Linked DNA regions of Homo sapiens: region 1 is linked to region 2. A link is a loop called in an ENCODE intact Hi-C map of the cell type or tissue named here. Cell type or tissue: endothelial cell of umbilical vein. All regions are shown on one strand. Each heading gives the region's core, and the rest is flanking DNA. Links, peaks and the distances in the headings are about the cores only.

The links. Hi-C counts contacts between places; a loop is a spot of excess contacts. Peaks named below come from ENCODE experiments on the same cell type or tissue, not always from the same donor. Only the 100,000 strongest peaks of a DNase experiment are listed, where the experiment ranks them.
Region 1: a loop joins it to region 2, with 3 times the contacts of the local background. A loop is called at or near these places in 35 of 110 quality-filtered maps.

What each region holds. Positions count from the first base shown.
Region 1 is chr4:113,783,933-113,786,858 of GRCh38, forward strand. No RefSeq gene overlaps it. Among named protein-coding and RNA genes, the nearest start is that of CAMK2D, 24 kb to the left of the region's middle. In endothelial cell of umbilical vein, for the core only: no CTCF peak of the experiment used is centred there; a DNase peak (open chromatin) is centred at 1,169; H3K27ac peaks cover 362 bases.
Region 2 is chr4:114,076,565-114,079,490 of GRCh38, forward strand. No RefSeq gene overlaps it. Among named protein-coding and RNA genes, the nearest start is that of ARSJ, 98 kb to the left of the region's middle. In endothelial cell of umbilical vein, for the core only: no CTCF peak of the experiment used is centred there; DNase peaks (open chromatin) are centred at 517 and 1,277; H3K27ac peaks cover 1,162 bases.

The DNA of each region.
Region 1 (2,926 bases), core at 127-2,626, 290 kb before region 2:
CAAAGAATGATAACGTGTGTTTCAAAAGACAGAGTTTTGAAGTGTGAAATAGGAGTGACAGTTTGGAAGTAGCAACAGGGAGCAGAGAGGACGCTACCTCAAGCTCTAAGCGTATGTAGTATGTAGCATATAAGAGGAAAATAATAGGCTGGGTGTGGTGGCTCACGCCTGTAATCCCAGCACTTTGGGAGGCCGAGGTGGGTGGATCACGAGGTCAGGAGTTCGAGACCAGCCTGGCCAACATGGTGAAACCCCGTCTCTACTAAAAATACAAAAAATTAGCCAGGCATGGTGACATGCACCTGTAATTCCCAGCTACTCGGGAGGCTGAGGCAGGAGAATCGCTTTAACCCAGGAGGCGGAGGTTGCAGTGAGCTGAGATGGCTCCACTGCATTCCAGCCTGGGCAACAGAGTGAAACTCCATCTCAGGGGGGAAAAAGAAGAAAAAATAAAGACATTTTCCACTTGAAGGGCTCTAGGGAAAGCAGGGTTTGCTGGAGTCAGGTTAATTTCAACAAGAATCTGAAGGAAATGTTCAATAAAAAGATTAAGGAAGTAGAGGAATTTTCTGATAACTGGAAACAAGCTTTGGTGGAAGGACTTGGATGACCAAGAATGTGGGAGATGTGATCAGATTGGTGACGCTGAAAGCAGGGTGGTGATAAATACCTGTGAAATTAGGTGAACTGGGAAGCTTGGATTTCTGAGGGTGATACAAGGGAGCTGGTATTGGACTGGTATTGGAAGCATGATGAAATTCATTTCAGAAGCCACAGAGCACTGAGTTTGGAGGTCATGGGGTGGCTGTTATTGCCTTCAGCTGAAGATGGGGTGATAGGGAGGAGGTGGGTCTCATTCCTGGGATATCAGAAAATCTTGTGCCCAATGTTGCTGGCAAAAGAGCAATAATTCAGTTATCTTTAATTCCCCCAAAAGCCCTCTCTACTAAGTAATTATATTTATTGGAAAAACTCCCACAGAATCTCTAAAGCTCAAAAGTCCCTTGCTTTGTGAACTATTTTCTGGCTTCAACATCCCATAGTTAGTCATTTCCTCTATTACCCAACACACAAAGTGCACAAATAGCACTTTGCACAAACCTTCTGTCTCTCTCACTATACACTAAGCTTCTTGACCCAAGAACTGTGGTTTACTTTGTATCTGTGCCAGAAAGTGGATCATATCCACAAACTGGATGACAAACTCAGGACCTACTCTTCAATAGTCTTTGAGGAGTAAACGAATTAGAAGTCTGCTTAAGTTGTGTTACTATTATTACTAGCTGTTGAACATTTACTTAAGGGTAAGCATTGTGCCAGGAGCTGCACATACATAATCCTGATTTTGTAGGTTTTCTCTTGATTATGCTTATGTTCTTCTAAGAGATAGAATTTTAATTAATCAAACTAAAGGTTAAATACTGCAATGACAAAAATAGAAAAAATGAAGGTGTTAATTTTACTGTGATGTTTATTATTTATTACTGTAACTGTTTTAAGACAAGAAACTTTCTGTAAAGTAAAATGATTCAAAGGGGGAAAATGGCTTACATGATTCAAATATGATCAAAACTTATTTTGAGTTTGTAAGAGAAATATGCAAATTAGACTCTGGTTGACAGTAAACTCAGCTAGGAATATGCAAAGAATCCTCAAACACCAATTTCACTGAGACAGAAAGAATGCTAGAGTGACAGTGTCATGAAATGTCACAGAAATTTTGGCATAGGTAATGAAATTAGAAATTCTATTTTGCATTTAAATTATTTAAAATTATACTAAATTTTTTAAAAATAGGAGATGCCAAATAGCTTCATGTGCTTTCAATTTCATAACACTCTCCTTCCCTAAGGAAAATACTATTGAATATCCAGGGCTTATGTGGAGCTTGCACAAGCCAGGGTCCCAGAGGGTCTGTGATATGAATCCTATATTCTGAGTTGCACAGGAGAATCATACCAACTTCCACCATTGGTAAAAATTTAGGCGTGCAAGTCTGGAATAAGGACTCTCTGACATTTTGAAAGAGGAAGATTTGAGCACTTCCTCATATCTCAGAAGCAACAAAGAATCCTTTTTTCAAAAAATTTTTATCCTCTGGGACATTTACAGAAGCATCACATTAAACCTGGATAAATGAATGTATCCCAGTTACTTAGTAGTTGCTGGCATTGCATTGAATGTATTCTACTACTTAGTCAGTTGCTGACATTGCCCACGTGATGGATGCCATGACTATACCTAGGATACAAGTAGAAGTAACGTAAGCAGCAGCAAGTATTTTTTGAAACAGGGAATGGTTTTAAGTTTTGATGTCCACAAGTAGGTTCTTAATAGTTTAAGCATTTATTTAATTACTTGATCTAAGTGGCCAGCTAAATCAAATGATTCAGTAAAATGACTAAAACTAGGAAAATAGAGGGTTTGAATTATATAGTTGATATTCCTATTCAAATAGGTAGATAATTTGCCAATCTTCACTTCATTTGATGCTTCATAGCCATATCTTCAAGTTCATGGGCAAATAGAGCAGTAGTAGTTTCACTATATAATCAGCAGGATATGGAAGAGGCCAGACTGGTAAAATTAGAATTTTTTAATTGTGTGGGTCACAGTCTCTGAAAGAATAGTACTTATGTTTTATTCTCTAATCTGCCAAAATTGCTGGACTGTGAACAAACCTTCAGATGCTTACTCAGATTGAACTATTTTAATACCCAATGATTACTATTTAGACTAAGTCAAATGAGGCAGATTTGCTAAAATAACTGCTGGACACATCTCAATAAAATTTATCTGTTGAGTATTTAAAAATTTGGACAGAAAACAGGAACAAGTGTTACTAACTATTCTCAGGTGTTACTAAACTTATCAACTATAATCTCAGAAGTTCTGTGTTTACCTTTGAATTTTATTTGCTGACTTT
Region 2 (2,926 bases), core at 241-2,740:
CAATAAACACTGGCTATTCTAAAAGGGTGAAAGGGGACAAGGAAATAAGAGTTGAGAAACTACCTATCAGGTGCTTTGTTCACTACTAGGCTGATGGGATTACTAGAAGCCAAAACTTCAGCATCATGCAATATACTCATAAAGCAAATCTGCACATGTACCTCCAAATCTAAAATTAAATTAAAAATAAGAAAAAGAATTGTGATAATATATACCCAAAGCATAATACTGAAAACAATCCAATCTGTATTTTATCAGTGACTTGTTCTAAACTTATAACTGTAAACATTTGTATGAATAAAACTGATTAAAGTAAAAAAAAAATTTAAAAAAATACTGTTGCCTTTCTTGTACCAGACTCTTTACAGATGAAAGGCCTAGGTGTGATTAAAAAATGTTTTTTTTAAAAAAGGTAAAGTTATAGCTACTGGAATGAGACACATCAATTTTGTGGCAGTGAAGGGAAAACAATGACTTTGGCATGGGAAAGAAATTACTCAGACCACAGAAAATACTGGAAAGGGAAGGATATTAATCATCTTTTTTCTTTTGGAATCAGCCCTATAGCCTTTCTCATGAATGAGAAATGACTTGGGTGGCTTTTCCAAACTGTTGCAATTAAATTTAGCATACTGGTGAATCTTCTGTCCTCTGCTAGACAGCTTTGAGTACAATTTGACAATCATTCCCCTTAATATTACTAAGAAATTTATTGGAAATAACAGAGGATGGCCCAAGCTCCTGCATCTTCCATGCAAAACATCCGTCACCACCTCCAGATGTCTGTATCAGCTCCACTCCTGGAGCTGCTGCTTGTTCCATGGAGCACACAAATCCCACCCAGCTATGGTATAAGGCAAGACAACTGCTTGGACTTACTTCCCTCACTCACTGTCTCCAAAACCAAAGGACTCAACTCAGTTTTTGAACTGAACTGGGAACCCTAAGATCCATCATGTGGATATGAGAACAATTTGGAAGCACCATTAACATGTGCTACCCCAACTGAGGGCTCAATTATTGCAAACAACCTTTTCTTTGTAGAGTCACCATATGTGTCTCTGGGACTGAACATTTTGTGTGGATTCTAGGCATTCATTTGCTTCCCTCCTGAAAACACAGCTACTTGTTCCTCTGAGGCAGTCATCTGAGACTATCTAGATTTTAAGGAATACCATCAGTAGATCACATAGTTATCAGATGACATGGAGTTCTTTCCAATATGAAGCTGCTGTTGCTTACTCTGGGGAGCTTCCTGGATGAATCACTGAGTCATTAATTACATGGCCCCTGTTGGCAGTCATCCCTGTGATACAAATCATTCATTTAGGAAAGCATTGTGAGAAATTTGTCCCTAACTTTAGCTAAAGCCCTGGAAGCCATGCAGTTTAGCCTCCTCTCACTGTCCAGGATTGTTACAGATGATAGAATTATCCTTACATGCCATTGTGGACTCTACAGTCACCAAGTGGAAAGGCCAATACAGAAAGTTAAACAGAAAGCCACCTCATTTTCTATTTTGGGATGAATTATGTTTCCCTAAAATCCATATGTTGAAGTCCTAACCCCTAGTACCTCAGGATGTAACTGTATTTGGAGATGAGGTCTCTAAAGAGGTTAAATAAGATCATTATGGTGCACCTTAAGGCAATATGACTGTGGTCTGTATAAATCAAGGAGATCAGGACACAAACACATGCAGAAGAAAGACCATGTGAAGACAGCCATCTGTAAGCTAAGGAGAAAAGTTCTCAGAAGAAACTAACCATTTTGACACTTTGATCTTGAACTTAAGTTAAAATGATGTTATTAGTGTGTGGTCCTGATCCTGTATGACTGGTGTCCTTATAAGAAGAAGAAGAAACACAAAGGCTTCATGAACATAGAGGAAAGACTATGTGAAGATACAGTAAGAAAACAGCCATCTTCGAGAAAAGAAGTGAGGCCCCAGGAGAAACAAAACCTGCTGACACTTTGATCTTCAACTTTCAGCCTCCAGAACTGTGAGAAAAATATATTCCTCTTGTTGAAGCCAACCTAATATGTGGTTACTTTGTTATGGCAGCCCTAGCAGTCTAAAACACTTTCTAAGGTAGACCTTAAGCATTTGTGACATCTGTGAAGCTATTTGAGTCCAGAACTCTAGGGGCCTGGTTGAGGTCAGTACTGCTAGTTGCTCTCATCCTGTGATAGCAGTGTTAATTAAATGTTGCATGGGACAAATGGAATGGATTTGGTTTGAGGCTTTGTGAGTCAAATTAATCAAAGTGGCTGATGGAATTGGGAAATGGTGTACTCATGAAAAAATTCACCAGAAGTTAAGATGATGTAAAAGTGAGGAGTGAATTTTGTTGGGACACAATAAGGTTGCCTCATGTTTTTTAGCATCTTGTGAGCAGAGGCACTGACTGACTATTCTGAATTATCTTTACACAGATGTTTGTATAGGAACAGCCTTGGGAGATAGAAAGATTATTTCCATTTGGAGTAAAGGGCCGGCATGCTTATTGTTCATAATACAAGATTTGAGTTCCCTAAGCTCAGGGTCTCTCTCCTGTATTGTAACTCATGTTGCATGTAGATGTTATTCAGCAATTGTGTGGCAGTCTGGCAAGTGGAACTCCAGGAACTATGACAAAATGTGTCACAATTTCTTATTGAAAAGAAAAATAGGAAATAACTGAAATCTATTTCAAATAACCCATTGATCAGCTGGGGGCCACACTCTTTTTTAAATATCTGAGTGTATTAGACTCTTTTTACACTGCTATAAAGAACACCTGAGACTGCGTAATTTATAAAATAAGAAGGGGTTTATAATTCACTCACGGTTCTGCATGGCTGAGGAGGCCTTAGGAAACTTACCATCATGGCGGAAGGGGAAGCGAGGAACCTTCTTCACAAAACAGCAGGAGAGAGAGAGAGC